Regions from separate parts of the Homo sapiens genome. Here region 2 is linked to region 1. Evidence: read pairs that join two places in POLR2A ChIA-PET (ENCODE). Cell type or tissue: PC-3. All regions are shown on one strand. Each heading gives the region's core, and the rest is flanking DNA. Links, peaks and the distances in the headings are about the cores only. Region 1 overlaps ALCAM (activated leukocyte cell adhesion molecule). Region 2 has its middle 380 kb from the start of CBLB.

Evidence for each region. ChIA-PET counts read pairs that join two places held together with the same protein. Peaks named below come from ENCODE experiments on the same cell type or tissue, not always from the same donor. Only the 100,000 strongest peaks of a DNase experiment are listed, where the experiment ranks them.
Region 2: POLR2A ChIA-PET joins it to region 1 with 5 read pairs; 1 of 35 experiments calls an interaction of 5 or more read pairs at or near these places.

Annotation. Positions count from the first base shown.
Region 1 is chr3:105,574,241-105,591,107 of GRCh38, forward strand. It overlaps ALCAM (activated leukocyte cell adhesion molecule), which reads left to right. Exons shown (of 16, transcript NM_001627.4): 16 at 237-2,660. Among named protein-coding and RNA genes, the nearest start is that of ALCAM, 220 kb to the left of the region's middle. In PC-3, for the core only: no CTCF peak of the experiment used is centred there; a DNase peak (open chromatin) is centred at 10,271.
Region 2 is chr3:106,241,419-106,258,285 of GRCh38, forward strand. No RefSeq gene overlaps it. Among named protein-coding and RNA genes, the nearest start is that of CBLB, 380 kb to the left of the region's middle. RefSeq lists a silencer at 10,249-10,308 and an enhancer at 15,282-15,641. In PC-3, for the core only: a CTCF peak has its summit at 10,316 (motif pointing left); a DNase peak (open chromatin) is centred at 10,263.

The DNA.
Region 1 (16,867 bases), core at 8,623-12,622:
ACTTGTAATATTAGTATTAATTTTACAAAAAAAGAAAACTCTGAATAATTCCAAAAACTATTTGTAGAATGGATGAAGCAATGCCTGAGATTATAGATGGGCTTGGGGACAATGGAGTTTTATAAAAGGCCCTCCTGTAAAGTAATTTACTAAATTACTTTTAGTACAAAGTATCTGTTGATGTTAAAAAATTATTGCTTTGGAAGCTTATCTAAATTATTTTTTTTTCATTTCAGAGATAAAAATCATATAGACCAATTGAAGCATGAACGTGGATTGTATTTAAGACATAAACAAAGACATTGACAGCAATTCATGGTTCAAGTATTAAGCAGTTCATTCTACCAAGCTGTCACAGGTTTTCAGAGAATTATCTCAAGTAAAACAAATGAAATTTAATTACAAACAATAAGAACAAGTTTTGGCAGCCATGATAATAGGTCATATGTTGTGTTTGGTTCAATTTTTTTTCCGTAAATGTCTGCACTGAGGATTTCTTTTTGGTTTGCCTTTTATGTAAATTTTTTACGTAGCTATTTTTATACACTGTAAGCTTTGTTCTGGGAGTTGCTGTTAATCTGATGTATAATGTAATGTTTTTATTTCAATTGTTTATATGGATAATCTGAGCAGGTACATTTCTGATTCTGATTGCTATCAGCAATGCCCCAAACTTTCTCATAAGCACCTAAAACCCAAAGGTGGCAGCTTGTGAAGATTGGGGACACTCATATTGCCCTAATTAAAAACTGTGATTTTTATCACAAGGGAGGGGAGGCCGAGAGTCAGACTGATAGACACCATAGGAGCCGACTCTTTGATATGCCACCAGCGAACTCTCAGAAATAAATCACAGATGCATATAGACACACATACATAATGGTACTCCCAAACTGACAATTTTACCTATTCTGAAAAAGACATAAAACAGAATTTGGTAGCACTTACCTCTACAGACACCTGCTAATAAATTATTTTCTGTCAAAAGAAAAAACACAAGCATGTGTGAGAGACAGTTTGGAAAAATCATGGTCAACATTCCCATTTTCATAGATCACAATGTAAATCACTATAATTACAAATTGGTGTTAAATCCTTTGGGTTATCCACTGCCTTAAAATTATACCTATTTCATGTTTAAAAAGATATCAATCAGAATTGGAGTTTTTAACAGTGGTCATTATCAAAGCTGTGTTATTTTCCACAGAATATAGAATATATATTTTTTTCGTGTGTGTTTTTGTTAACTACCCTACAGATATTGAATGCACCTTGAGATAATTTAGTGTTTTTAACTGATACATAATTTATCAAGCAGTACATGAAAGTGTAATAATAAAATGTCTATGTATCTTTAGTTACATTCAAATTTGTAACTTTATAAACATGTTTTATGCTTGAGGAAATTTTTAAGGTGGTAGTATAAATGGAAACTTTTTGAAGTAGACCAGATATGGGCTACTTGTGACTAGACTTTTAAACTTTGCTCTTTCAAGCAGAAGCCTGGTTTCTGGGAGAACACTGCACAGCGATTTCTTTCCCAGGATTTACACAACTTTAAAGGGAAGATAAATGAACATCAGATTTCTAGGTATAGAACTATGTTATTGAAAGGAAAAGGAAAACTGGTGTTTGTTTCTTAGACTCATGAAATAAAAAATTATGAAGGCAATGAAAAATAAATTGAAAATTAAAGTCAGATGAGAATAGGAATAATACTTTGCCACTTCTGCATTATTTAGAAACATACGTTATTGTACATTTGTAAACCATTTACTGTCTGGGCAATAGTGACTCCGTTTAATAAAAGCTTCCGTAGTGCATTGGTATGGATTAAATGCATAAAATATTCTTAGACTCGATGCTGTATAAAATATTATGGGAAAAAAAGAAAATACGTTATTTTGCCTCTAAACTTTTATTGAAGTTTTATTTGGCAGGAAAAAAAATTGAATCTTGGTCAACATTTAAACCAAAGTAAAAGGGGAAAAACCAAAGTTATTTGTTTTGCATGGCTAAGCCATTCTGTTATCTCTGTAAATACTGTGATTTCTTTTTTATTTTCTCTTTAGAATTTTGTTAAAGAAATTCTAAAATTTTTAAACACCTGCTCTCCACAATAAATCACAAACACTAAAATAAAATTACTTCCATATAAATATTATTTTCTCTTTTGGTGTGGGAGATCAAAGGTTTAAAGTCTAACTTCTAAGATATATTTGCAGAAAGAAGCAACATGACAATAGAGAGAGTTATGCTACAATTATTTCTTGGTTTCCACTTGCAATGGTTAATTAAGTCCAAAAACAGCTGTCAGAACCTCGAGAGCAGAACATGAGAAACTCAGAGCTCTGGACCGAAAGCAGAAAGTTTGCCGGGAAAAAAAAAGACAACATTATTACCATCGATTCAGTGCCTGGATAAAGAGGAAAGCTTACTTGTTTAATGGCAGCCACATGCACGAAGATGCTAAGAAGAAAAAGAATTCCAAATCCTCAACTTTTGAGGTTTCGGCTCTCCAATTTAACTCTTTGGCAACAGGAAACAGGTTTTGCAAGTTCAAGGTTCACTCCCTATATGTGATTATAGGAATTGTTTGTGGAAATGGATTAACATACCCGTCTATGCCTAAAAGATAATAAAACTGAAATATGTCTTCACAGGTCTCCCACAGCTGTCTGACTCTTGTCTAAAGTAGAATGTTCATGTGTGGAAAGTGATTGTCTTTATCAAATAGTGGAAAACTCACTGTGACTCTCCATCTTTCCAGAGAAGGAGTGCAGAAAAATAAAATTCACCATGCCTTCCTACTAGGTCAGGTGGGCTACCTTAGCTAGTCCCTAGATTTCACCAGTGATAGATTCTATAATGCATCTGTCTTCAAAGATAGGATCATACTTACTCTTGGGTGTCCCATGTAACTCTCCTAGGACCTTAATTACGAGAACATTTTCATATTTGTTCACTTCTGCCAATAACATTCTATTCAGATTGTCATTTGGAATTACCCAGGCCTGAACTTTCAGAAAATATATTCCCTCCAAAATAAGGTAAAGCCAGCTGTGTACATAAGAGAAGGAAATTAACATTTATTGAGCCCATACTATGTGCTAGGGTCATTCATACATTAACGCTTAACAGTTAACAGTTGTAAATAGTACTAAATATCCCCCTCATTTAACAGCTGAAAACCTGAGGTTTAGAGAAACTTCATAATTCCCAAATGCCGTTAGCTTCAAAGTAGATAAGTTGGGTATCAAACTAGATCTGAATCCTTGCCCCAACCTACGTACTTCCCTAAGTTCCTCTAAAGAATGCTCCTTTTCATAATATGTAAAATTGGAAAACGTTAATTGACACATGGACGGGTTATACCATTGATAAAAGGATTATTCTGAGATATTTAAATCATTCAGAAGGGCAAAATTGCATAATTTTTCTACAGTACTTAAACATATTAGACATGTTATTAGAATGTATAATATATTCCACATCATATTTTTAAACTTCACATATGTTATTACATACTAAGTGCCTATTATGAGACAGTACTGTATTGGTGCGTGTTTTAAATAATGTTTCATTGAATTTCTCTGATAGGAGAGGTGTGATGCCTATTTTAAAGATGAAGACTCAATGCATATAACTTTGTCACAATTCCAGATACAGAGTGGTTGAGCCAGGACCCATGCTCAAGTTGCTGAAGTTCAGGCTCGATTCATTATATTGTTTATCATCCCATTATAAGAATATACATCCGTCTACACTTGGAGAGACTAACAAAAAGATATATTAGCATTAAATAACCTATTTGTTTTTCTAGTAACTAGTGCCATTGATATTCAAGGTAATATGATTAAAATAAGACATTAAAACTGCTTTGAAAATAATAAATGACGGTGTAAATGTTAGCTGCATTTTAATCTTATATCTAAGGAATTAAATGGAACTAACTACTATTTGAAAAGTCAGTGCAGTATATTTGGCTGTATAAACATTATACTTTCACAGTGGGAAATATTTCAGTTAAACACTGAATATATATTTCTTATGTAGGCTTCTTCACTAAAACCTTCTTAAAAATACTCTGTATTTTTACATGAAGCCAGAAAACTGGGGCTCATTTTTTTTCTTAGCACTCTATCATCACCTGTTCATCCTCATTCTAATCAAATTTCTTTTTATCCTAATTCTGCTTCTCATATTTTTTCCTGATAAATGATTTTCACATGCACAAATATTCACTGGAAAATTAATACCTAGGCACATGACTCCAAAAGCAGATCTCATTCTCAAGTTATTTGTCTTATCCATTTTTATTGTCTGTCTCTGGGAAAGGTTTTACCCTGTAATGATCAAGCCTCTGAATGAGAGAAAAGATCTTCAATTGGGTATATAGATGCATGCGCATGCACACAAATACACAGAGGCAGACAACACACACACACACACACACACACACACACACAGAGGCACACACACTATGGGCTATTTTATCCCTTTTTTTTTTTTGAAGAGAGAACACAGGATTTGCTTATCAGAAAAGAAATCGAAGGACTACAAAATATTTGTCAAAAATAGAAAGCAGCTAAGAGGTGGAAGTATTCATGATGCTTTGATGGGAGGCATTCATAAGTCAAAGGTCCAATAGTGTATTAGACCCAATAGTTGCAACAAAATTTGTTTGAGTAAACCTAATCATATAATCTCTATGCTACCAAGAAACAAGTAAGAGCCTTAATATCACAGAGGCTCAAAATAATGTTTTTACATTCTTTGAAAGACCACATATTATCAGAGAGCAAAAGCTATAGTCGCCAGAAAGTACAGTATTTGATTAAAAAAAGAAAAATCTGGGGCTAGGCACAGTGGCTCATGCCTGTATCTCCAACACTTTGGGAGGCCAAGGTGGGAGGACTGCTTGAGCCCAGCCTGGGCGACATGGTGAAACCCAATCTCTCCATCTCTACAAAAGACACAAACAATTAGCCAGATGTTGTGGCACAAGCCTGTAGTTCCAGCTACTTGGGAGGCTGAAGTGGGTAGATCACTTGAACCCAGAAAGTGGACGCTGCAGTGATCTCTCCACTGCACTCCAGCTTAGGCAACTGAGCAAGACCCTGTCTCAGGGGGGGAAAAAAGTACTTTTGGATGCTGTCAGCAACTCAATTTGGACTATTTTGGAGTTAATAATCAAAATAAAATTTTAAGATCTCCCAAAAATATCTTTCTTTTGATTCTACTTTCTCAGGTAGGCCATAATAATTTTAGCTTCAATTAGCAGTTTAAATTCACGGCTTGATTCACATAACATCTGAGAGGCTCACTTGCACAGAGATAGCAGTTTTGGACAGCTCTGTGTAATTCTTTGAATTCTCATCAGTAAGGAAGCCACATTTTTTAGTTAAATAAGATGGGGTTACTGCTTGAAAACTGATTCACAACCCTCCCTGGAATGACTTATTAAGGAAATGGAATATTTCTGTTACAAAAAGGTTTATATCTAAGCATTAGAGTCATTCCTTGTATGCTAAACCTTTTCTAAAAACCAAGTTTGCTCTGAAATTTTGGGCTTCTACATTGTTGGTAATCACTAAATTTCTTTTTCTTAGCTTGATTATAATTGTCTACGAATATCCTTAAAATAGTCTTTAATTGAAAGCAAATAGTCATAACCTATTGTTGAATCTGATTCCAAGAAGAAGGACTATTTGAAATATTTGTAGGTTTATTTACCACAAATATTTTAAGTTACTACAAAAAGTAGTAATCTTTTTATAACATTTCTTAATTTAGAGAGCTTTTTGTTTAAATCTAATAGCAGCATACAAGCTGTGTAAAAGATGATGGGTTTTTGGTCACAATGGAAACACCACCACATAAACAACAGATCCATCTGCCCCCATGTTCCTAACTGATGAATCTGTTTACAGAGAAATGTCATTAAAAGATTGCCTGTAGTGGCTTTGTTACTTTTCTGTTAATTTGAGTTTAACCTTTCTTGAATGTAATAAAATAAACTCATTAAAATATCAAATATGTACTTCACAGTTATCACCACAGCACTTAACTATATGTTTTGTTGTCCTGATAACAATAGTAATGTATGTAATCAGTGTTCATTTCAAACGTTTACATTGATTGAGGAATATAGTTGATTTCATGAAGTTTCTATAGCGTTGATGGAGTGAACTTTACATTGGTCTCTTCAGCATCGTTGCCCAGTAGTACCTGGCATTGCACCAAAGAAAACCCAGTGCAGGGGCGGGGCAGCTTTTGTTGGTTCAGCTTCATCATTCCTCACTCTTATTATTGGATATCGCATATGAATGCTTGTATAAGTTGTGAATGGGAAATCTGCTTCTCAGTTTCTCCTTTAAAAGATTTTTCCAAGCTTTTGATCCAATGGGGAAATCCTGTGGTTGGGAGCAAAATCAAGTGGGCTTTACCAAAATAATTTGCATTCCATTTTAAAAATTAAAGTCCAGAATGGAGCAGCTGAGGTTTGGAAACTTGGATGAGTATGGGGAGCGGTTCAGTTATGATTTGGGTCTCCAAATCAGCTTGAATTTCCAGATTTAAACCACATGTATTTATAATAGCAATTAACTGAGCATTTGCTGAAAGATGTCTTTGTGTAATGACGCATGTGACTAACTATCAGCACCAATCAAAACAGTTGGTTTTATCCCTGGTTCACATTTTCTTCTTAGAGAAGAAAATTTTCTTCTCTCCGTTTCCCTCCCAGGGCTTCTACAAAAGTGGGAAGTTTGTGTTCAGTTTTAAGGTGAGTCCCATGCGGGCAGGGATGGCTCTCTGGACTTTGGAGGCAGCAGCTTCTTAGAGGAAGCTACCACAGTGTAAGTCTTTTCCCTCCATCCCTGTTTGTGCAGGTACCAGAAGATGCCTCCTTAAGTTAAAAGCTTTTGCAAAAAGCATCCTGTTGTTTCTTTGATGATCCATTTGTTGCATTAGTTGCCCTAATTCTTTACCCTTACTTATATCCATATCCTTTGCCATGTGACTTTGCAGCTCCTCCCACAAAAGTGCCAGAGCATCATTTCCCATCTCTTGATCCTACATTGGGCCATATGATTTGCTTTGGCCAAGAAAATCATATGGAAGTGACAGTCCACTAGTTCTGAGCCTCAGCCTGAAACTGCCTACTGTGTTTCCTCTTGCCCTTTTGTATTTGTCACTGCCATGAGAAAAACAGAAGCAAATAACCCTGCTAATGCCAAGAGGAGGTTGAGAGACACAGAGAGCAGATCTGTACCACATAAGGTGCCTCATTCAAGGCCAGCCTGGAGCAGAGCTCCTAGCCAATCCACAGGTACATGAGCAAGTCCAGCCAATGTCACTAAAGCCCAATCTGTACCAGCTGTCTCTCAGACAATCCACAGACATGTGGGCCACAATAATAAATAATTGTCGTTTTTAAGCCATTGCACTTTTACATTGTTATCATGCAACAATAACTAACTAGTACACCTTTTCACAGGCAGCTGAGTTCCTGATTGACTTATTGGTTATGGTAATATCAAGAACAGTCATTCCATAAAAATTCAGAGACATTTTATTAAAACTCCACTGATAAGTCTTTTGTGCTATCAAAATGCTTCCTTCCTCCTTGAGCTTTCTGGGACCAACATTCACGACCCAAAACCCTCAACGTATAGAAATATGCTATTGAATATACTTTAGTATCAATAAATAAAAATCTATTGTAGTAATGCCAGGTAGCAATTTAGAGATCATTGTTAAGTATACAAATCACACACAAGTCTCTTGACAGACCGGGCATGTGATGTGTTTTGCCTGGGCTGGGCCACATTTGCCCGTTTTCATTGTTCCAAAAGTTCATCGTTCAAGATAGGTTCGTACAATTGCTCTTTCTTTGTGCCCACATAATTACATGCCAATACCTTTCCTCAAATTAGAAATTATATTCAGGCAAGGGATTCTGCTGACACCACATTCCTCACCAAATGTCAGAGTCTCTTAAAAAATACTGTAAGCTCAAAAGGCCTAATTAGGTTTTCAGTAATTCATGTCATTGGTCATTAGGACAATCATACAAATCAGCAAGCACTCAGGTGTCCAGACACTAAATGGAGACACGAATCTAAAAGATCACCGGCAACAGCCCTAAAAGAAATCAAAAAAGTTTTCTCACTGCTTTCATTAACCTTTTCCTTACGTTTTCACATTTCAGGCACTTATTCTCTAGACCTATAAAACTGCTCAGCAACAAGGTTCGGGGAAAGGAGGTGGAAATAATATGGATTGTCTATTTAAATGACATGTACTTGGGAAGTAGTTATTAAACATACTTACAGATGCATACATCCTCACCCATTTTGCTGCAAGCTTTCGGATTCTGACTGTCCACCATATCCTGGATGAAGCAACAGTAACAACGATGAGAGGGGAGACAGGCGTACTTTGTTCTTATGTTCCCAAAGGGCACAGGGCATTCTTGAGGGACAGATGAACTTAATGATTTAATAGAAATACCATGACCTTTAGAAATAAGCAGACTCTGATTGGACTTCTAAATGAATACTATGGATCTACAACTTATTAGAAGTGAGGCCTTGAGCATAATACCTAAACCCCTGAGCCTCAATTACATGATCTGTAGGATGGCAGCAATATTAATTGTATCAGAGCTTGTTGCTCTTTAAAGGATAAAATGCACACATTAAAGAGAAAATGGGGGCTGGGCATGGTGGCTCATACCTGCAATCCCAGTATTTTGGGAGGCCGAGGTGGCAGGATTTCTTGATGCCAGGTGTTGAAGACCAGCCTGAGAAACACAGCTAGACACTGTATCTACCCCAAAAAAAAAAACAAACAAAAAACAGGTATCATGGTGTACATCTGCAATCCCAGCAACTCAGAAGGCTGAGGCAGGAGCATCACTTGAGCCTAGGATTTTGAGGCTGCAGTGAACTATGATCACACCAATGTACTCCAACCTGGGCAACAGAGCAAAACCTTATTATATAGTTCGACTGTGTTGCTACCCAAATCTCACCTTGAATTGTAACAATTAATCCTCAATGTGTCAAGGGCAGGGCCAGGTGGAGATAATTGAATCATGAGGGCAGTTTTCCCCATACTCTTCCATGGTAGTAAATGAGCCTCACGAGATCTGATGGTTTTATAGATGGGAGTTCCCCTGTGCAAGCTCTCTTGCCTGCTGCCATGTAAGACATGCCTTTGCTTCTCCTTTGCCTTCCGCCATGATTGTGAGGCCTCCCCAGCCATGTGGAACTGGAAGCCCGTTCAGCCTATTTCCTTTATAAATCACCCAGTCTCAGGTATGTCTTCATGAGCAGCATGAGAAGAGACTAATACACACTGTTAAAATTATAAAAAACGGAAATGACTGTGGGACCCACTATTAAGTACAGATTAGATTACTGCATAGCAGAGAAACCCAATTCAACAGAAAGGATAATGTTCCAAATTAGAGACAGTAAACAAAAAAAATTGTTGTCTGTTTGTTTGTTTGTTTTTTAATGACAGTCATAAGCAGTATCTTTTCCCATCTTGGGAAAGCAGTTTCTGAGAGCTGCTTACTTGCTGGTGGTATTTGGTCTAATAGATTAATCTTTATGCAAATACTGGCCTAGCTGTTTCTAGTCACTCCTGGAAATTATCTCCACATATATGAAGCATTTCTCATTTTAGCTAAAGTCAAATCTGTGCTTCTGTCAGCAGGGTAGATTGCAATGTCAAAATTTATCATAGGCTAAAGATCACAGTGATACAGAATGGTTGGACTCCTGGCTAAACACTACCCTTAATCCTGGAACTGCAGCCCTACGTGAAAATAGCTGACCTCATTTTTCCACCCAAATGTTGCTTTTTTGGCCTGCCACACCCCTAGCCTGTGCCCATAAAAAGACTTCAGCTAGCAGAGTAATACAAGCAGCTTACAGGCAGGGATACAAGCTGCTGAGCATCGGGGATACAAGCTGCAGAGTGGTGAGCAGAGAAGCAGCAACTGAGCATCAGAGACTATGGATAGACATGGCTACCTTCAGACAGTGAGGCTTCAGGGAAAGATCACCTTCTTCCCACACCATCCCCTTTCCAACTCCCCATTCCACTGAGAGCCACAACCATTGCCCAATAAATTCCTCTGCATACCCTACCCTTCATTCCATTCACATGACCTGATTCTTCCTGGATGAACAAGAACTCAGGTGCCAAGAGGGTGGGGGCTTGGCCACTGCTGCAGGGCTCACACAGAGCCTGCTCCCACCAGAGAGGAGCGACCAGCAGATTCCTGCATACATTCCCTCTGGTTCCCACACTTGCTGTGCAATTGCATGCTCCCTCTCTCAAGGAGTGGCAAGTGGCAGGCTGAGTAAAACAAGCCATCCAAGTTCCCACCCACAAAGGGTGTCAAGGGAACTATCCTGTCTCAACAGTTACCTCCTACACAGCAGGCACTCAATGTATATGAGTACATCTTACTTATCCTTGTCTACAGCAGTTAAATAATGTGGACACAGGTGGCTCAGTACAGCTAAGATTGACAGTGTGACATTTAGGTGACATCACCTCTTTCAATTTTCAATTCAGTTTAGTTACTTGCTTTCTTTGTATCCTAGTCTATTTTGACTATATAACCTGGCATGCTATGTTGGGAGAAAAAAATTAAATAATTTAATGAAAGAGCTTTAAAGATCCTCACCGATCAGAGATTTAGAGGGCATCATCAAACAAGAATCTTCGTACCTCCCACTATTTTCCCTTCTCCTTCCTTATGCTTCAAGTTGAGAGAATCAAAGCTGCAGATGCAAAGCAAGCACTGGGAGGGAATGGAGAAAAAGAGCAGTCAGATCTCACTTCTGTCTCCAAGCCTTAGTTATAAGAAATAAAAAAAAGAAAAGCCACACCTTACAATGAAGATTGGATTGTTGATTAATAGCTCAGACACCCTTATTGAGTTGAGTCCATGTTTTGTGATTTTAAGTGACTATAAAACTGTTTATTATCTATGAGTGGGCTAGAAACTTATGAATTCTGCCCCAGTTCCCATCCAGGGGCAGGGAACTTAAAAATAAGGCCCTTTTTGCTTAGGGATCTGCTTCTTTAGATTGAAAGTCATTGAGTGAACAATACAGCAACAAATTTAACAATTGCTAATTTTTGCCACATTATTACTTTTATGCCTACGCTTAACAAAGGAAAAATCACCTGCTATATGGAGCCATAAGTAACATCCGTTAGAATGCCAAAAGAAATTAGGCAATTGTGGAGAAGAACTGTTAGTGGTAATTTCTTTCTTACCTTTCCTCCTGTTTTTCTTCTCTTATGCAAGTCTTACACACAAACCAAGTAGTGGACGGCACAAATTATCCAATCGCCATTACAACTAATGAGATGAGCTTTCTATCAGCTTTCTATTGTATTCAATTACTATTTTGTAAACAAATCCATCTTCCATTGTGTCCTGGTACAAAACTTAGTAAACGGCCTTATAGAGTCCTTTTAATTATTGCCAGTGATAGTGGATTTAAAGGATTTGAGGTCATCTATCTAAATTAATGCATGGGCTGATTACAAAGTACGTCGCAATGCAATTTGTTTCTTAAAGGATCTTTTCTGAAATTAAAATAACACATGATTAGACTATCATTTCCTTGAAATTCCTCTGCATCCCAGCCAGCTTATAATTAATATGCAAGGATAATCATTCCAAATGCAACTTTTAATACCACTGACATGTTCCTCCCTTAGAAGCTAGCAATTTCTAATCCCTTTATTATTAATTTGATTAATGCAAACTACTATATGTGGCTGTGAAGGAACAGAGGCAAATCAAAGTTAGCACACTAACTCATTTAAATTTAAATTGCTGAGAAATGATATGCTCTTTAGCCTGTGATCTCAAGCAAAAGAAAAAAATATCTCACGTACCAAATAATAGATTTTTTTCATATATGAAGAATCCAAAGCAATACTTCAAGTTCAAAATGACTCTGAATTCTGGAATGACATATTCATATTCTCTGTGGATTTAAGGAGGAAAAAGAAAATTCAGAACACACCTGAATGACAGTAAAGTAACTCCAAAAGCAACTTGGTTAAACAAGAACTCATGTGCTGAATGAGAGGGTCATCCAGGCTACAAACAACACCTTAGAGAAATATAACCAAGATAATTTTATAAACCTCATCTAAATTTCATTTTCCATGCTAGTGTCCTTTTTGCATTTCACTGATCATCATTTTAGGCAGTTTTTCTTGTTCACCTTGAAGAATACATGATATTCTATAGACGGTAGCTTCATCTGCGTTTAGGTTTTGTGTGTGTGTGTGTGTGTGTGTGTGTGTGTGTGTGTGTGTCGTTGTTGTTGTTGTTTTTCTTTTTTTTTTTTTTTGAGATGGAGTCTCATTTTGTCACCCGGGCTGGAGTGCAGTCGCACCATCTCGGCTCACAGCATCCTCTGCCTCCTGGGTTCAAGAGATTCTTCTGCCTCAGCCTCCCAAGTAGCTGGGATTACAGGCATGCACCAGGACACCCGCACCGGGCTAATTTTTTTGTTTGTTTCTTTGTATTTTTAATAGAAACAGGGTTTCACATGTTGGCCAGGCTGGTCTCGAACTCCTGACCTCAGGTAATCCACCTGCCTCAGCCTCCCAAAGTGCTGGGATTACGGGCGTGAGCCACCGTGCTCAGCCTGTATTTAGATTTTAAAGTGTAATGCACACCTATAAACACACACACAATCTATTCATGTAAATAAGGAATGTGAAGCTCAGAAAAGTACTTTCTGAAGAGTCTGTATTCCACAGTATGAAAAAATATTTTTTATTTCAACGTTGTTGACTTACTTGCAATAGCCCATTCACCTAAAATGCCTTTGTTTTTCCCTGTAATTATCCAAATACTTCTCTTTTTTTTTTTTTTTTCCCAAAAAGTAGTTTATTCAGGAATAGCAAGGGATTGCAATCTGGGACATATGCATGCTATGGTGAACCATAGACACATCCAAAGGGGTTGGGGAAAGGGGGAAGCTTTTAAAGATAAAAAGGAGAAATTCATGTAAGCCATTTTCTTTTTTTTTTTTTTCTTTTTTTTTTTTTTTATTATACTCTAAGTTTTAGGGTACATGTGCACATTGGGCAGGTTAGTTACATATGTATACATGTGCCATGCTGGTGCGCTGCACCCACTAATGTGTCATCTAGCATTAGGTATATCTCCCAATGCTATCCCTCCCCCCTCCCCCGACCCCACCACAGTCCCCAGAGTGTGATATTCCCCTTCCTGTGTCCATGTGATCTCATTGTTCAATTCCCACCTATGAGTGAGAATATGCAGTGTTTGGTTTTTTGTTCTTGCGATAGTTTACTGAGAATGATGGTTTCCAATTTCATCCATGTCCCTACAAAGGATATGAACTCATCATTTTTTATGGCTGCATAGTATTCCATGGTGTATATGTGCCACATTTTCTTAATCCAGTCTATCATTGTTGGACATTTGGCTTGGTTCCAAGTCTTTGCTATTGTGAATAGTGCCGCAATAAACATACGTGTGCATGTGTCTTTATAGCAGCATGATTTATAGTCATTTGGGTATATACCCAGTAATGGGATGGCTGGGTCAAATGGTATTTCTAGTTCTAGATCCCTGAGGAATCGCCACACTGACTTCCACAATGGTTGAACTAGTTTACAGTCCCACCAACAGTGTAAAAGTGTTCCTATTTCTCCACATCCTCTCCAGCACCTGCTGTTTCCTGACTTTTTAATGATTGCCATTCTAACTGGTGTGAGATGATATCTCATAGTGGTTTTGATTTGCATTTCTCTGATGGCCAGTGATGATGAGCATTTCTTCATGTGTTTTTTGGCTGCATAAATGTCTTCTTTTGAGAAGTGTCTGTTCATGTCTTTCGCCCACTTTTTGATGGGGTTGTTTGTTTTTTTCTTGTAAATTTGTTTGAGTTCATTGTAGATTCTGGATATTAGCCCTTTGTCAGATGAGTAGGTTGCGAAAATTTTCTCCCATGTTGTAGGTTGCCTGTTCACTCTGATGGTAGTTTCTTTTGCTGTGCAGAAGCTCTTTAGTTTAATTAGAACCCATTTGTCAATTTTGACTTTTGTTGCCATTGCTTTTGGTGTTTTGGACATGAAGTCCTTGCCCACGCCTATGTCCTGAATGGTAATGCCTAGGTTTTCTTCTAGGGTTTTTATGGTTTTAGGTCTAATGTTTAAATCTTTAATCCATCTTGAATTGATTTTTGTATAAGGTGTAAGGAAGGGATACAGTTTCAGCTTTCTACATATGGCTAGCCAGTTTTCCCAGCACCATTTATTAAATAGGGAATCCTTTCCCCATTGCTTGTTTTTCTCAGGTTTGTCAAAGATCAGATAGTTGTAGATATGCGGCATTATTTCTGAGGGCTCTGTTCTGTTCCATTGATCTATATCTCTGTTTTGGTACCAGTACCATGCTGTTTTGGTTACTGTAGCCTTGTAGTATAGTTTGAAGTCAGGTAGTGTGATGCCTCCAGCTTTGTTCTTTTGGCTTAGGATTGACTTGGCGATGCGGGCTCTTTTTTGGTTCCATATGAACTTTAAAGTAGTTGTTTCCAATTCTGTGAAGAAAGTCATTGGTAGCTTGATGGGGATGGCATTGAATCTGTAAATTACCTTGGGCAGTATGGCCATTTTCACGATATTGATTCTTCCTACCCATGAGCATGGAATGTTCTTCCATTTGTTTGTGTCCTCTTTTATTTCCTTGAGCAGTGGTTTGTAGTTCTCCTTGAAGGGTCCTTCACATCCCTTGTAAGTTGGATTCCTAGGTATTTTATTCTCTTTGAAGCAATTGTGAATGGGAGTTCACCCATGATTTGGCTCTCTGTTTGTCTGTTGTTGGTGTATAAGAATGCTTGTGATTTTTGTACATTGATTTTGTATCCTGAGACTTTGCTGAAGTTGCTTATCAGCTTAAGGAGATTTTGGGCTGAGACGATGGGGTTTTCTAGATAAACAATCATGTCGTCTGCAAACAGGGACAATTTGACTTCCTCTTTTCCTAATTGAATACCCTTTATTTCCTTCTCCTGCCTGATTGCCCTGGCCAGAACTTCCAACACTATGTTGAATAGGAGCGGTGAGAGAGGGCATCCCTGTCTTGTGCCAGTTTTCAAAGGGAATGCTTCCAGTTTTTGCCCATTCAGTATGATATTGGCTATGGGTTTGTCATAGATAGCTCTTATTATTTTGAAATACGTCCCATCAATACCTAATTTATTGAGAGATTTTAGCATGAAGGGTTGTTGAATTTTGTCAAAGGCTTTTTCTGCATCTATTGAGATAATCATGTGGTTTTTGTCTTTGGCTCTGTTTATATGCTGGATTACAGAAGCTTCAGGAGCCGATGCGATCAACTGGAAGAAAGGGTATCAGCAATGGAAGATGAAATGAATGAAATGAAGCGAGAAGGGAAGTTTAGAGAAAAAAGAATAAAAAGAAATGAGCAAAGCCTCCAAGAAATATGGGACTATGTGAAAAGACCAAATCTACGTCTGATTGGTGTACCTGAAAGTGATGTGGAGAATGGAACCAAGTTGGAAAACACTCTGCAGGATATTATCCAGGAGAACTTCCCCAATCTAGCAAGGCAGGCCAACGTTCAGATTCAGGAAATACAGAGAACGCCACAAAGATACTCCTCGAGAAGAGCAACTCCAAGACACATAATTGTCAGATTCACCAAAGTTGAAATGAAGGAAAAAATGTTAAGGGCAGCCAGAGAGAAAGGTCGGGTTACCCTCAAAGGAAAGCCCATCAGACTAACAGCGGATCTCTCGGCAGAAACCCTACAAGCCAGAAGAGAGTGGGGGCCAATATTCAACATTCTTAAAGAAAAGAATTTTCAACCCAGAATTTCATATCCAGCCAAACTAAGCTTCATAAGTGAAGGAGAAATAAAATACTTTATAGACAAGCAAACGCTGAGAGATTTTGTCACCACCAGGCCTGCCCTAAAAGAGCTCCTGAAGGAAGCGCTAAACATGGAAAGGAACAACCGGTACCAGCCGCTGCAAAATCATGCCAAAATGTAAAGACCATCGAGACTAGGAAGAAACTGCATCAACTAATGAGCAAAATCACCAGCTAACATCATAATGACAGGATCAAATTCACACATAACAATATTAACTTTAAATATAAATGGACTAAATTCTGCAATTAAAAGACACAGACTGGCAAGTTGGATAAAGAGTCAAGACCCATCAGTGTGCTGTATTCAGGAAACCCATCTCACGTGCAGAGACACACATAGGCTCAAAATAAAAGGATGGAGGAAGATCTACCAAGCAAATGGAAAACAAAAAAAGGCAGGGGTTGCAATCCTAGTCTCTGATAAAACAGACTTTAAACCAACAAAGATCAAAAGAGACAAAGAAGGCCATTACATAATGGTAAAGGGATCAATTCAACAAGAGGAGCTAACTATCCTAAATATTTATGCACCCAATACAGGAGCACCCAGATTCATAAAGCAAGTCCTGAGTGACCTACAAAGAGACTTAGACTCCCACACATTAATAATGGGAGACTTTAACACCCCACTGTCAACATTAGACAGATCAATGAGACAGAAAGTCAACAAGGATACCCAGGAATTGAACTCAGCTCTGCACCAAGCAGACCTAATAGACATCTACAGAACTCTCCACCCCAAATCAACAGAATATACATTTTTTTCAGCACCACACCACACCTATTCCAAAATTGACCACATAGTTGGAAGTAAAGCTCTCCTCAGCAAATGTAAAAGAACAGAAATTATAACAAACTGTCTCTCAGACCACAGTGCAAT
Region 2 (16,867 bases), core at 8,560-12,559, 670 kb after region 1:
TAGAATAAATTAGAATAGTTTCTAAAACTCTTGCTCTACATCTTTTCTCAACAAGCCAGCCTTGTGTGTTTCCTCCAAGTTATCACTGTCCTGGGGGCTGAGATCTCTTGTGTACCTGCCTGTTTCCCTGGCAGTGCCAAGTCAAGGCTGTGACAGAGGTTAAAAAACAAAAAAAGGGTAGGAATAAACTGCAGACTGCTAGCTGCAAAATGATATGCCTGCTGATTCCAGAAATTGGCCCAAGAATTAGCAATCATTCTACAATAGACACACTAAATACCCAGAAAGGATGCTTTTGCATTAAGCCATTCATCTTAGAAAGATGTCACACACTCTTCTAAGACTTCCTCATTAAATAAGCAGCACGAAAGGTACAGGTCACAGCAGGGAATCACTTAACAAGATTTCACACTAGGAAAAGTGTTTAAATTCACAGCACTTGCACTCTATCCGTGCTGCACTTAAATCTCAATTTTCCAATCATATCACAATTTCTATTTCTTACTTATTTAAGCTACTTAGAGTAGTGAAGACCCTTTTCTTTTAGGATTTAAGGAATCTACATCCATCTTCACACCTCTCTGATCATGTGTGCCCTTCTCCATCCCCTCTTACCCTTTGGATCCTTCGATAAAGTTCTTTGCAATTATTATCATAACATCGTGGTCCTACATAAAAAATATCATAGAAATATGAATACAGAGAGGATATCCTTTTATCTTCATATCTTTGATAGTTACTATGATAATATGACTCTTAGATTACTCTTACGAGAAAAACTTTGCTTATGATATAATCATGACCTCAACCAGGTTTCTCCCAAATACATGAGGGAAGGAAGAATTGGCAAAGGTAAAAATTCTTTTTTATATAAAAAAGAGTCTTCTTCATTCTGTCATAAAAGTATTACATATTTAGTATAGGAAAAGAAAAAAGCATATAAAATAAACCACTGATTTTAATGCATCTTCTAGTATTTTTGGATGCCTCAAATTTAGTAATTTAAAAAATTATATTACTATTTTTCACCAACTTTGTATCATAATACTTTTCCTGTAATGATGGACTCTTTATAAGCAATTTGAGTCACTGACATTGAATGGATATACTACTTGTGTTAAACATTTAAATTATTTTCAATGTTCAGTTCTGAAAAATATTGTCAGATATAAACATTTTAAAGATTCATAATATACCTGTTGTTTATTCTGCCCAGAATTATATTTACGTTTTTTAGGAAGTTGTCTGCCTGTTCTAATTACTGGAATCAAATAGACAAATTGAGAGAGACACCTTTTAATTCTCCTCACTCCTCTGTTCATAGTGATTGTTTTAGGTTGGAAATCTACACCAAAGAGGCCACAGTCTCCACTGGCCATAGCAGACTGACCCGGGATGGAGGGCACTGGAGTAAAGCTGGGCTATTGAGTACCCTTCTTTAGGATTTTTAAAGTGTATCAAAGACAGCAATTCAGTTCCTCTCTGGTAGTGGAAATGTGAGGTCCTTAGGTAGCTGCCAGCAAGGCTCCCCACTTCATGGAAGAATGTGCTCAGCAGAAAAGGAAGACAAACAGCAATGAGACCAAGTTGCTGCTTGCAGCATATCAGTTTTGGTTCTTGTTTTCAGTGCAGCCCAGCCACAGTTACGTGTATCTTCTAAAGAATGCTGCTTTTAGCGTAAACTTTGCTTAAACAGAATTTTTGTTTCTTGCAACCAAAAAAGTGCTGATGAATGCAATAGATACAGTTTCTAATTTATTCAGGAAGTAAAAAGCTTTTATTTTAAATGTTCCCATCAGCATTTGATATTTTCATTAAAATTTCATTTTGTATTTTCAATATTTGATTATTTTCTTGTGTGACTGAACGTTTTTTGTGTTATTTGGTGTATAACTCTACTGTGGTTTGCATTCTTTAGCATTACAAAGTACCCTTATTAGTATTTTTCACATAACACCTTTTTGCCTAAATTCAACCTTGTTGGAAATTCAAATCTTAACTCCTGCTTCTTTTTTGGCTGATAAAATTATGTCTCTCTTTTGTATGTGGACATTGAGTCAGTTTATTTGGAGTTTCTTGCATAATATATAAAGTTGGATTTTACTTTGAGATCAAATTTGAAAGTAATTATTTTAATTAACAGCTTAGTTTATCTGCTGTTATTGATATGGTAGACATGTTTGACCTTAGTTCTATTATGTCTATAAAAATCTTTTGTGGTCTGTTTGCTTGGCTTCATATACATGTTCATGCATAGGTGTGCGTGCATGTTATACATTCACGGTGCATTTCTGATAAAGAAGATGATTTGAGTTTTTGTTAGAGTGTTTATTTTTTAAGGATACCTTTAATCTCCTCTTTCTTGGGACTGTATCTATTAATTTCCTTCTGTGAACAATAACAACATTAGCATATTTCTCCCTTTTCTCTTTTCCCTACTCTTTCCTCCACCACTTAGTTTCAGTCAATGCATTATTTTTCTTAATGTTTGCTTATCTTTGCATACTTAAACATACCTGTATGTCTGCTAATTTATTTTTATTTCTAAATAATAGGTCTGATTACTCCTCCCACTCTTAAAACTGAGAAAATCAGCAATTTAGTTTACCTCCATTCCCCATCCTTTTTCCCTGCCACATTCCGTTATACTATTTTTATTAGTTATATTATCAGTGCATATAACATTGTTTATTATGTTGCAGGCTTTAGTTTTTGCATATTTCAAATCTTAGTCCCAAGCTAAATATGATCAATACTCACCACCAGTTATTTTATTATAATTTATTCAATTTTCTCTTGGTTGGCTGATACTTGTCTTCTAGTAGGATACTAAAGAGAGTTTATGGGAAAAATATACTGGAGTTCTGCATGTTCAAAAATATTTATGTGTTGCCTGTATATATAATGAGGGATAGGCTGAATATAAAATTCTTAGGTCACTCTTTCCTTGAACATTTTGTAGGTTTCATTCCACAGCATTTATATGAGTTGAAGGTTTCTGTGGAGAAGCCACAAGCAAAACGATTTTTTTCCCCTGTTATAAGGCATTTGATTTTTGGTCTGGCTGCTACTCAAATACTTTACTGATCTTTCAAGTATTGTAATTTTCTTGTGATATGTCTTTGTGTTGCTATTTCTTGTGAGTTTTATCTGGGCTGTAATGTAGCTTTTTAAAACTATGTTGCTTAAGCTTCTTCAATTTGGGGTAAATTTTTTTGAGGTGTAAACCTTTACCATTTATTTCTCTTATTAGTTTGCTTCTTTAGCACACTAAAATCTAAAATCTACTAAAATTTTATATGAAAATGTAGATTTTTCATATATTGACTCTTTTTTTGCTTGTCTTCTACTTCATTTGTTTTCTTTAGAGCTCTTTTTAGACTTTTTGATTAACTCTTCTCATTTTTACATCCATTTCTCATATTAATTTTTCCCCAACAGTGTCTTTTCTCCTTGTGCTGCTTCTTTTTTTCTTGTTTTGAAGACGGTCTTAATTTCTTCTTTTCATCCCATCCCCCAAGATCCACCTACTGAAACTCAAGTTAAAAATATTAAGACTAGATTGAATAATACCCAAAGTTCTGTAAGTATATAATCCCAAATTCCATAGTTTGTCATCTATATTTTTATTTTGTTCTTGATTCATATAGGATAACATATAGCCAGCCATTTGACCATGATTTTCATCTACTGTGAAAAAACAGATTTCTGGTATTTGCATTATTTCACTTTTTCTTTATTCCTTTTCTCCTTTACTGCTTTTTGTTTGTACTTTTTTCTAGAATGCATGTTGATTCCTTTAATTTACTTATATAGTACTCATAATTGAAGGACTGAGTAGTTTCTGTATCTAGTTATAGGAGTCGGATTGGGGGAAGAATGCAAAACATAATTATAAAAGTATTTAAGGTACTGTCCTCTTCAGAGCCAGCTTACTCTGGGTTCTTAGCAGCAAAGATCAGTGGATGAGTACTGGATCCCCACACTTTAAAACTGTATATAGATAAGATAACTTTGTCCTAAGGAAGAGTGGCTATGCATTTAATTTTCTAGTATTCAATGCAAGGAGCAAGCAGGCTTGAGAACATCAGTTTCACAATCACCAAGTTTAAACTTGATGAATTTTAAAGAAACTTGAAGAATAGTATGTTTCTATGGCTTTGAGTGATCTTCTCATGGCCACTGCACAGGGACAATGCCTATGCAATTCCTGGATAAGTGAGCTCACCTCAAAATAATCTCCTGCCCCCAAGCTGCTCCTGGTGAGAGACAATCTGCATTTTAATATTACCCATACCAGGGGAAGTGGAAATTAAATGTTGATAGGTCAAGTTATAATTTCAAGTGGGGTAATAAGACCTTATATTTACTCTGCAGTTTACAGTTTATAAAGTAATATCTCGTGCTCACTTCACTTTACTTTCAAACTCTCCTGGGAAGTAGGCATTATTATTCATGTTTTATAGTTATGGAAGTCTACATTCATTGATATTACGTCTCCATGCTTCACCCTAAATGAGTGTAAGAGCTCAAATCTGGATTCCAGACTTCGTGTATCTTTTCCTTCATAGCACAGATGATTAAAAGTACCAAAAGAACAGTGCAAGAGAATATGGGAGAGTAATAAGGTGAGAGTAATGTTTTAAAATCAACTTTTACTAGAATCGGCTTATGTCCATTTTTTAATGTTAGCTCTGTGAAATTATAAAATTATAGCTTTTAATGCTGAAAGTAACTTTAAGACATTGTATTTATTTTTATTTTTATTTTTATTTTATTGAGACAAAGTCACCTCTGTTCCCCAGGCTGGAGTGCAGTGGCACAATCTCAGCTCACTGCAACCTCAGCCTCCCGGGTTCAAGTGATTCTCCTGCCTCGGCCTCCTGAGTAGCTGGGATTACAGGTGCCCGCCACCACACCCGGCTAATTTTTGTATTTTTAAGTAGAGACGGGGTTTCACCGTGTTGACCAGGCTGGTCTGAAACTCCTGACCTCAGGTGATCTACCCGCCTCGACCTCCCAAAGTGCTGGGATTACAAGTGTGAGCCACCGTGCCCAGCCTAAGACATTTTAAAAGACATTTTTAAATCAAGCCCCATTTCTTCAGAAAAATAAGGACTATTATCAGAAATTAAGCCACTTGATAAAACTAATGCTCAAAGGAGTTAAGTAACCTGGCCACAACTAAGTAAGTAAATTGAGTCTAGAAACTTGGGCATTTTATTTCAAAATGAATCAAGATAAAATATGTTGTATCTTTGGACCAAACTACAAAGATGCATTCTTATATTTAGACAGATTTTTGGTTATCTTTCGTTACTTTAGGTTTGGGGAAGTACTTGGAAAAAAGAGGTGTGAGATTTTGCTAACAATATAATTCAAACTCACAGACTAGAAGATTTAACCAAAAATCAATCTATTGGTGTTTAAATCCAGTTTTCTCCTAAGATGAAGAGAGAAAAAGCAAAAAAAAAAAAAAAAAAAAAAAAATTAACAACAAAAGATGCTTTTCTTTAAAATTCTCTAAGATTAAATAGAAATAAATCAGAAGCATATCAACAAATATGTCCCTATAGTAGCTGAAAATACTAATAAGAATTATTAGAAGCAAAACAATTGTCTTGGATCTCCAAGTCATGAAGAATGGATCTAAATTTTTTAAGGAAACCCTAAATAGAATCTCTTATTTCATTCTTAATTTTATTGTCTCCAAAAAGGAGACAGAAGCAGCATCCCTATTGTCACAAACTCTAAATGAGATAATTTAAGTAAAGCACCTGGTACAATTTTAGGCACATAGTAAGCACTTGATAAATGTTAATTGTTGTTTCTTTCTTTTACTTCATAAAAATGCAGGATATATTGTGCCTTATAGAAGGGACTGATCCTGGAGGGAATGGCAGCATTTCTGTCCTGCTCAGTAAGCACATGTAACAAGCTGTTCCCCAGACATTCTAGTCTTCAGTCAAAGCCTCATGTTAAACAGATGTCCTTATGTTCAAATTTTGGCCTTTTTTCACTCTTCATATCTCTCTGAGTATTCATCAAACGTTTCTTTATTGTTTCCCATTTCCAAAAGATTTCTCAGTATAGCTATCACATCGGTAGTAGGGTAGTAAAGACCATAACTCTTGATATCAAACACATAGATATAATTACATAGTCGTTTGGAAACAATATCACATGCAGTTCTCTAACCCTATGGCTTAGCAAAGATATCCATTGGGCAGTTGGGATGAAAGCAGGAGTTGGAGCGAACCATCTACAAATAAGTTCAAGTACGATGGGCTTTTGCACTACTATCCTCAATTTGATTTGTTTTATACATTACAGTTGACTTCATATCACTACCTTAACTTAAAGTGGTAAATCAAATATTAGACTTTAAGCATGATAGAAAAGCTGCTTTTTGTAGAGGTGAGAATATTAGGGTCCCTTAAAATAAAATATATTAGGTACCATACACTCTTCCTACCTTTAGAACTATTTCCTATAGTTATTGGTGCTTGTAATAGTTATTCTAGTTCATTGAGACCACATTTATCTTCTGGACCTCTCGCCTTTGTAGATCCTGTGAGACTCTCTGGCATTTAACGCTTCTAGCAACAGTTAATCATTATATTAAATTCTTCACATTAAAAGTTTGACTCTGCAGCAGTCCAAAGGGTATCAATATGCTGACATAACATTTTTAACTTACTATCTCTCCAATTCTTTCTCATATATCTATATGTGTAATAGATACACATAAAGATTATGAAGTTATCCATGAACTTTCCATAAGTTAATGATACAAAGTATCATGGTGAGTATAAAATTTGCTTCTCATAAAAGACAAACATATCTTTTGTTGCAGATAACGCTATTGCCATCCTAAAGTTACAGCTAGATTTTAGCTAAAGTTGGAATTATAAAAAGATGACTTAGTAAAACACTCTAACCATGACTAGTACTCATATGGCCTCAGACTGTTTTTCATAACAAGTCTTTTTTGAATATATAATGACATGAAACTGACTAGTAAAGGTTTGTGGAGGGAAGTGGCATTTCTATAAAGCTGTTTCAAATGACATCGCCTTTGGTGCAGATGCCAAAAGAGACAGTTATGAAACACTTGAGGCAGTGAGCACATTCTCTAATCATTAGCAGCCTGTTCAATCATTTCCATCTCAACTTACTTCAATTCCAGATCAAGGAGATTTTTGTGTGCCTATGATGTAAAATGTACCGGCATTGTTAACTTCACACCTTAAAAAAGGCAACATGTAAAAATGAAGTATAAGTGGTTAGAGTATTATATACATATGACTGGTATATCAAATCAAAAATCAAGATAAGATAATAATTATTTTCAATTTTTTAAAACACATGGTTGCTGTATACAGGATTATTGTTAGAGTTTGGTAGGTATATTTACAAATATGAATGGTAATATTATTCAGGTTTCTATGCCTGACTCTCATCCTTCTTGCTAAACCTTATAATACAAAGATTCTGAGAATAATTTAAAAGTATTTTAGAAGAACAAAAAGAAAAGGAAAGGCAAAGCCCAGAAAAAAAATTTTAAAAATTAATACAAAGGTAATTTTATATTTTCAAAATTCACTACAAATTTGATAAATTTCTAATATAACATATAGAGGTTTGATCTCAAATTAATAAATAATATGTACATATCCTTGTGAGTGTTGAGGGTACACACACATACAGTGAATTCACCTTGTCTATAAATTGAACCAATTACCATAATTGAAACTCTGGGTGGGAGTCTGTGATTTCCATCAATAGGCATGGATATAATTAACCAATAACTATGGAGGATGTGGTTCTACAAAGTTACAGATTTTTTTCTAGCATCTACTGGAAGCACATCTGTTATGTCATATGTTATTGGCTCACCATGACTAATGATCCAATACACTTTAAAATATTTGCATAAGACTTGACTTCTATGTTTACATACTTACGAAACCACCATCATTTCCCGCCCTTGTCTTTAAAGTATTTCCCTTGTTCTAATTTATCCAGTTACATATATCACTTTATCTTCACACACATATACTGTTCTTTATTATAATATGTACCAAACCAAGCACAATAAAAAAATCACAGCTGGCATGTGTATAGATATCTTCTGTTTTATTGCACATCATTATTTACTAAAAATAAAACTTCAGGATAGATTTTGCAGACTTAGGAATCCCTCAAATTTACAAGGGTTCACATTCACATAAAAAACTTTTTTGTGAACATCGACAAATAGTCGAACATATCTATCATACAGATAGTTGACATATCTGTATCTATCATTTATAACATTATCCCTGAACAAAAGCTCTCATTAGAGGTCTAATTTTCTGCATTTTATTATATAGGACTCTGGGTGATGTAGGTAGGCTGATTTCTCTCCCTCCCCACTTCCTTTCCCAGATCTTAAATATACTACTACTACTATTACTACTACTACTACTGCCACTGCTACTGCTGCTACTGCAACTGCTGTTACTACTTCTACTACTACTAAGCTGGAGAAACTTAGAAAGTCAACTCTGCCCTTTACTCACTCAGTACACATTTACTAAGGGCCTGCAGTGTGCAAATCTCTGTGCTAGATGTTTTGAACATATAAAGAATATATTTTTATCCTTGCCTCAGAAAAAATTGCTGAGATCAGTAAGAAATACAGATATCACACAGAGTGCTCCACATAGACAAGATAAAAGTGAATAAATAGCTGACTGCATTCTGTTGGAAAATCTGGTGTACTTGAATTTATGCCCAGTACAATTGCTGTCCTGTCTACTTTGGTTGAAAGACATCAAGTTACATGTATAGATACTTGATAAAATAAAATGACTTCCAACAAGTAAATGTATGTTCTCTCTCTCTCTCTCTATCTTTATCTTTCTGTCTATCTTTATCTCTCTCTCTATCTTTTAGAGTCAGGGTCTTGCACTGTTACCCAAGCTGGAGTGCAGTGGCGCCATCATAGCCCACTGCAGGCTTGAACTCCTGAGCTCAAGTAATTCTCTTGCCTCAGCCCCCTGAATAGCTGGCACACACCAACACACTCAACTAATTTTTTTGTTTTGTTTTGTTTTTTTAGAGACATGGTCTTGCTTTGTTGTCTAGTCTGGTCTCTAACTCTTGACTTCAAGTGATCCTCTTGCCTTACCCTCTCAAAGTGCTGGGATTATAGGAATTAACCACCATGTCTGGACTTTTGTTTTTTCTTATTGAAATTAATCGGCTTTAAAATAATAAACATTTACTATTATTTTTATCAGAGGCCTTGCTTAATTCAAATTGTACCCCCAAAACCACTATCAGTCTTTGGTAGTAGATGTCATGTATAGGTATGTTGATATTACATGAATGGCCCACCATTTGTCTGTAAGCTGAAGATCACTTTTATAAAGTAAAGAGATGCTATACACAACAACAAAAAATAATAATGAGAAATACTGAAAAAAATAATAGAAAAAATGTCCAATAACTGAACATTTCTTTGTGTCTCTTGGTTGTATTCTATGTGGATTTTTTTTCTAAAAACTTTTAAAATTTAAACTCTTTAAATGCTCACTGCATGTCCTGGCAAATCTCCAGGTATTCTGAGCACCTGCTCACCTGGATTGGCAACCTCAGTTGTCACGCCCTTCCTGTGCAGAGATCTGGGTGCAGAGGAGGCCCTCTCTGCTTCATGCCTAGGCAGATGTCCAAGCTTTTGGAGCACTCACTCTCCTGAACTAGTAGCCTAAGTCATCCCAGTCCTCCTGTGCAGAGACCATGGTGAAGCAGGGCCCTCTCTGCCCAATCACCAGGCAGATCCCCAAACATCTGGAGCACCTGCTTGTTTGGATTAATAGCCTGAGCCACCATTCCCTTGCTGTGAAGAGACTGTGGTGCAGTGGGACCTTCTCCACTTCATGCCCAGGCAGATCTCCGTGCACCTGGAGTATCCACTCTCCTGGATTAGGAGTTTAGGCTACCCCCATTCCCCATGCTGAGAACTTGGGGGTAGGAAGGTTTTCCAATTCCATTTTTAGACTCACCTCTGGGCACATGGTGGCTGCCCACTGCATTCTTCTTTGGTGCTGGTGCTGATGCTTGTCACTGGGGACCTGTAGTTGGGCCTAACCGGTCCAGCTCCACCCATCCTGTCCCACACTAGAGCTGAGTGGGGAGATCAAACCATTGTGTACTCCATGTATTAGCTCATTGCCTGAGGCAACAAGAGCTTCTCCTAGTGAACAAGGGTCAAGTACATAACCAGTTGCATTGGCTGCAGCCAGCTCTTACCTGTAAGTGCCATCTACTGGCTTGTGGGTCAAACCACATGGCCCAATGTAAAACCTACCAACAAAAGTTAATAGGGCTAAAAGACCTTACCCAACATTCCATAGTAACACTGCCTAAGGAAGAGGGAAAAAACCCCAAAATACCCTAATAATGTAAGAAAAGAAATAGGAAAGAAAGAAGAAAGAAAGAAAGAAAAAAGAAAGAAAGAAAGAGAGAAAGAAAGAAAGAAACATGGATTCTATCAACATGAAAATAATTATAGAAATAAGAAATGCAGCCGGGTGTGGTGGCTTGCGCTTGTAATCCCAGCAGTTTAGGAGGCCAAGGCAGGTGAATCACTTGAGGTCAAGAGTTCAAGACCAGCCTGGCCAACATGGTGAAACCCCACCTCTATTAAAAATACAAAAATTAACTGGGTGTGATGGTGGGTGCCTGTAATCCCAGCTACTAAGGAGGCTGAGGCAGGAGAATCACTTGAACCCAGGAGGTGGATGTTGCAATGAGCCATGATAGCACCACTGCTCTCTAGCCTGGGTGACACAGTGAGACTCCATCTCAAAAAAAAAAAAAAAAAAATCCAGTGTGTCTAGATGTGAAGGAACCAGTATAAGAATTATGGCACCATAAAAAAATCTGAATGCAGTGACAGCACTAAAGAATATAACTAGCTCTCCAGCAATGGTCCCCGACCAAAGTGGAAACTCAGAAATGAAAAGGGGTAAAGAAAGGGAATGCGTATACCTACTGGTGGGAATGTAAATTAGTCTTAGCAATTGTGGAAAGCAGTGTGGCAATTCCTCAAAGAACTTAAAACAGAATTACTATTCAACTCAGCAATCTCATTAATGAGTACATACCCAAAGGAATATAAATCATTCTATCATAAAGATAGAATGCACATGTATGGTCATCACTGTACTATTCACAGTAGCAAACATATGGACTCAACCTAAATGTCCATCAACAATAGACTAGATAAAGAAAATGTGGTACATATATACCATGGACTGCTATGCAGCCATAAAAAAGAATAAAATAATGTCCTTTGCAGCAACGTGGTTGGAACTGGAGGTCACTATCCTAAGTGAACTAACACAGAAACAGAAAACCAAATACTGCATGTTTTCACTTCTAAGTGGGAGCTAAACATTGAGTACCTGTGGACACAAAGAAGGGAACAACAGACACTGAGGCCTACCTGAGGGTAAAGGGTGTGAGGAGGGTGAAGACTAAAAAACTATCAGACACTATGCTTATTACCTGGGTGACAAAATAATCTGTACACCAAACCCCCATGACATGCAACTTACCTGTACAACAAACCTGAATATGTACTTCTGAGCCTAAAAGTTAAAAAAATAAATAAATTAAAAGCATGGATTGCAAGGTGGCTCAACAAGATCCAAGACAAGTTTGAAAAGCAACACAAAGGAACATCTAAAGCAATCCAGGAAATGAAAAAAGAAATAAACGTATTAAAAAGAAATCAATCAGAGGTTCTGGAATTAAAGAACTCACTTAAGGAATGTGAACGTAAAACTAAATGATTTATTAATAGATGAGAACAAGCAAAAGAAGGAATTTCAGAGCTCAAAGAGCAGTCTTTGAACTAACCTACTCAGACAAAAATTTTAAAATGAATTAAAAAATAAACAGTCTTCTATAAATATGGGATTATGTAAAGTGACTAAACCTATAAATTGTTGGCATTTCTGAGAGAGAAGGAGAAAAAAAACTAAACAACCTGTTACATGTATTTAAGGTAATAATTCAAGAAAATTTCTCTCATCTTGCTAGAGAGGTAGATATCCAGATATAAGAAATCTAGAGAACATCTGTGAGACACTATACAAAAGGAACATCACCAAGGCATAGGGCCACTAAACTAAACTGTCAAAGGTCAACGCTAAGACAAAAATCTTAAAGACAGCTAGAGAAAAGGGTCATATCACATGCAAAGGGAGCCCTGCAAGGCTAACAGTACACTTTTCAGCAAAAACCTTACAAGCCAGGAGAGATTTGGGACTACATTCAGCATTCCTAAAGAAAAGAAATTCCAGCCAAGATTTTTATATTCTGCTAACCTAAGCTTCATAATTGAAGAAGAAAAAAAAATCTTTTCTGGACAAGAAAGCACTAAGGGAATTTGTTACTACTAGACCCACCTTATAAGAGATTCTTAAGGGAGTTCTAAACATGGAAATAAAGAACAATACCAGCTACCCTCCAAACACACTTAAATACATAGCTATGAAGCAACTACACAATAGAAACTAAATTACAAAGCAATCAGGTAACAACTTCATGATAGAAATAAAACCTCATGTATCAATATTAGCCTTTAATGAAAACAGCCTAAACACCCCACTTAAAAGGCACCAAGTGGCAAGTTGGATAAAAACACAAGACCCATACATCTCCTATCTTCAAGAGATCCATATCACATGTAACAACATCCACAGGCTCAAAGAAAAGGGTTAGAGAAAAATTTATCACTCAAACGATAAACAAAAATGAGCAGGGATTACTATTCTTATATCAGATAAAATATACTTTAAACCAGTAACAGTAAAAAAGGACAAAATAGGTCATTATATAATGATAAAGGGTTCAATTCAACAGAAAGACTTAACTACCTTAAATATATATGCACCCAACTTTGGGGCACCACAGTCATGTAACAAGTATTTCTATACATATGAAAAGATGTGGAAAGCTACCCAATAATAATGGGGGACTTCAACACACCACTGACAGCATTAGACAGGTCCTCAAGGCAGAAAATTAACAAACAAATTTTGGAGTTAAATTTGACACTTAACCAGTTGGACCTAACAAACACCTCCACTCATCAAACACAGAATATATATTATTCTCATCTGCACATGAAACAAACTCAAAGATCAACCACATGCTTGACCATAAAACAAGTCTCAGTTAAGTTTTTAAAAATTCAAAATTACATCAACCATACTCTGAGACCAAAGGTGAATAAAAATAGAAATCATTACCAAGAAGATCTCTGAAAATCACACAATGACAGAAATTAAGTAACTTGATCCTAAATGGCTTTCAGGTAAAAAATGAAATTAAGGCTGAAATCAAAACAGTCTTTGAAATAAATAAAAACAGAGATATAACATACTAAAATCTCTGGGATGCAGCAAAAGCAGTGTTAAGAGGAAATTTTATATTGCTAAATGTCTACATCAACAAATTAAAAAGATCTCAAAATAACAATCTAACATCACACGTAGAACTAGTAAAAACAAGAACTAATAAAAACCAAACTTAGCAGAAGAAAATAAATAACCAAAATGAGAGCAGAACTAAATGGAATTTAGACCAAAAATTCATACGAAGAATCAATGAAACCAAAAAGTTAGTTGTTTGGAAGGATAGACAAGATTGATAGAATGTTAATTATATTAACAAAGAAAGAGAGAAAATCCAAATAAGCACAATCAGAAAAGGCACAGGTCACATTACAACTGATCCTACAGAAATATAAAGGATACTCAGATACTATTATAAACATCTCTATGCAGAGAAGCTAGACAATCTAGAGGAAATTGATAAATTCCTGAAAACACACAACTTCTCAAGTTTGAATTAGGAAGAAATTTAAACAGACCAGTATTGAGTTCCAAAATTGAATCAGTAATTTAAAAAACATACCAACTAAAAAAAAAAAAAAAAAGAAAGAAAGAAGGAAAGAAAAAGGAAAAGAAAAAACCTTGGACCAGATGGATTTCCTCCAAATTCTACAAGATATACAAAGAGTTGGTACCAGCTCTACTGAAACTATTTCAAAAAATCGAGGAGGAGGTATTCCTCCCTATCATTCTACAAAGTCAGCATCATACTGATACCAAAAGGTGGCAAAGACACAATAACAACAAAAGAAACCTACAAGCAAATATTCTTGATGAACATAGATGCAAAAATCCTCTACAAAATACTTGTAAACCAAATCAAGCAGCACATCACAAAGTTAATTCAGCACAATCAAGTAGCCTTTAATCCTGGGATGAAAGGTTGGTTCAACATATAAAAATCAATGAATGTTATTCACCACATAAACAGGATTAAAAACTAAAACCATATGATCATTTCAATAGACACAGAAAAAGCTTCCAGTAAAATTCAACATCCTGTCATAATAAAGACCCTCAAGAAACTAGGCATCAGAAGAACATACCTCAAAATAATACAAGTCATGTATGACAAACTCATAGACAACATCATACAGAACAGGGAAGTTGTAAGTGAGACAGCCAGGTGGGAGGGGGCCCCTAGAGGAACTCTAACCAGCCTGCCCACTGGACTGGAACCTCAGAAAGTTTGCACCCTTTGCAATGCGGAGGAGCCCAGCCCCTCCTCTTCCTGTGCGGAACCTGAGATTCAAATAGCCAGGTGGGAAGTGCTCTAGCAGGGTACTCTGGCCGTGTGGAGGATCCGTGTCCTTTCCCCACCCGCCCCCCGGCCCTTTTCACCCAATAAAACCCTGCTTTACTCACCCTTTAAACTGTCTGTGAGCCTAAATTTTCATGGCTGTTGGACAGACAAGAGCCCCCACATTTTTACCTGAACTAAGGAAAAGTTATGCAACGTTTTTGCCGCAAATGAGGGGCTCCAGAAGTGGTGAGTGAAATGGGAACTCAAAACCTCTCACTGTGATTTCTAAGCCTTTTCAACCTCAGACGTCTGAACTTACAAGAAACTGCACCCCCACTCCTTGTCGCTTCTGGGGTTTGAACCCCCATCCCTCTCCACTCCTGGGGGTTGGGGGCCTTTTCATGGCCTTTTCCTTCCTTTCTCAGGAAGAACCAAGGAGCAACAGCTCTCAGCCCCTCCCACCTCCATGCTGGGGCTGGGACGCGGTGCCCAAGGGTCCCACACAGCCAGCAGGCTGGTTCCCAGCCATGCTGCAGCAGCTTTCCCCTTCCCCAGCCAAACGGTTTCAACTCCACGGGACAGTAATTAAACTTTTCTCCCCAGCGGAGGAACCACTTGCCTAAGAATAAGAGGTTCTTCCCCAGATATTTTTAAACTGTTTCTTTTCTTTCCCCTACTCTACCCCATCAACAAATTAACCTTTAAAGTTTTTTTGGTTTTGTTTAGCAACCCTGCCTTAGGGAATGGTTCTTTCTGGTTTGATATCTGCATGTGGCCCTATCTCTTAAAGGGCCCCATCCAGCGACTGACTTTTCTTCTGCTTGTCTGTGTGTGCTCTACGTATGATGTCTGTAAAAAGAGCTCCCTGGCCAGCATGGTGAAACCCCGTCTCTACTAAAAATACAAAAAATTAGCTGGGCATGGTGGCGTGCACCTGTAATCCCATCTACTCTGGAGGCTGAGGCAGGAGAATTGCTTGAACCCGGGAGGCAGAGGTTGCAGTGAGCTGAGATCACGCCACTGCACTTCAGCCTCAGCAACAGAGAAAGACTGTCTCAAAAAAAAAAAAAAAAGAAGAGCTCTAATTACTTTGGCGTAAAGAAAGACAAGTGCCTGGATCTAATAATTTTAAGAAATAAAAGCTATGGTACCTTCCAGTTCTGTGACTGTAATCTTTGAGAAATAAAAACAGCCCCAAGGACTATTGGTAAAATGCAGGCCGGATGCAAGGTTTGCTAAGTGTTTTGAGGTTACGAACTGCTTTTTGGGTTTTGAGAACTGTCTGTCTTGCCTGCTTCACAATTGGTAAGGCCTGGGGATATATGGAACTAACCATGCCCTTAACTAAGAAGGCAAACCTTGACTGTAGTTAGCACATAATTAAAGCTAATGTACCAAGTTTTACCTTAAAGTTAACAATTGCTAGGAGTTACCATTATAACATGTAATTGAGACTACTGAAAACAGATTTACATGCAAGGTGTATAAGAACAGTAAAATCGTGTGTGTGTGTGTGTGTGTGTGTGTGTGTGTGTATGTGTTTTGTAAAAGGTTATAAGAAGACATGGAAATGTAAACTTTGGCCTAGGGTTAAAGGATTATATTGAGTTAAATTAGGAAAAAGCTGAAGTTTCAAAGAAGTGGTGGAAAAATTTTGGAAATTAATCTTGCAGAAGAGGTTCTCAGTGTGAGCATATTGACTAAATTAAAAAAAGTATTACATGTTTTTTCTCAATATAAATTGAGCTTCAAAATAAAAGCATAACAAGGTTTTTCTAAGGTACTAATCTTCTCTTTGGCAAAATTTGTAAAGGGTTATCAAAGGCTTTTGCTTCTTTAAAATTTCTGAGTCATCATTTTGGCAAAATAAATAATTTATGGTAATCTGGATTTCTATTTCGTAATATCAAGTGTTTTAAATCTTGAACATTTAACAGCATTCCCCAAATCAAACTTCAGTTTCAAAATTGTCTTCCCTGGCACCTGGCTTTTCAAATACTTCGGAGAGCCACTGAAGTGTCCGGAAAAGAGAGGTAAGCAGGATTATTTCACAAGTTTAGGTACATGGGATTGCCAAAATTATGCTCAATCTTCTTTAGGTTATATTTTTGTGAATAATGCTAACATATGTCCCAAAATTGTATGGGATTTCTAAAATTTTAATGTATAA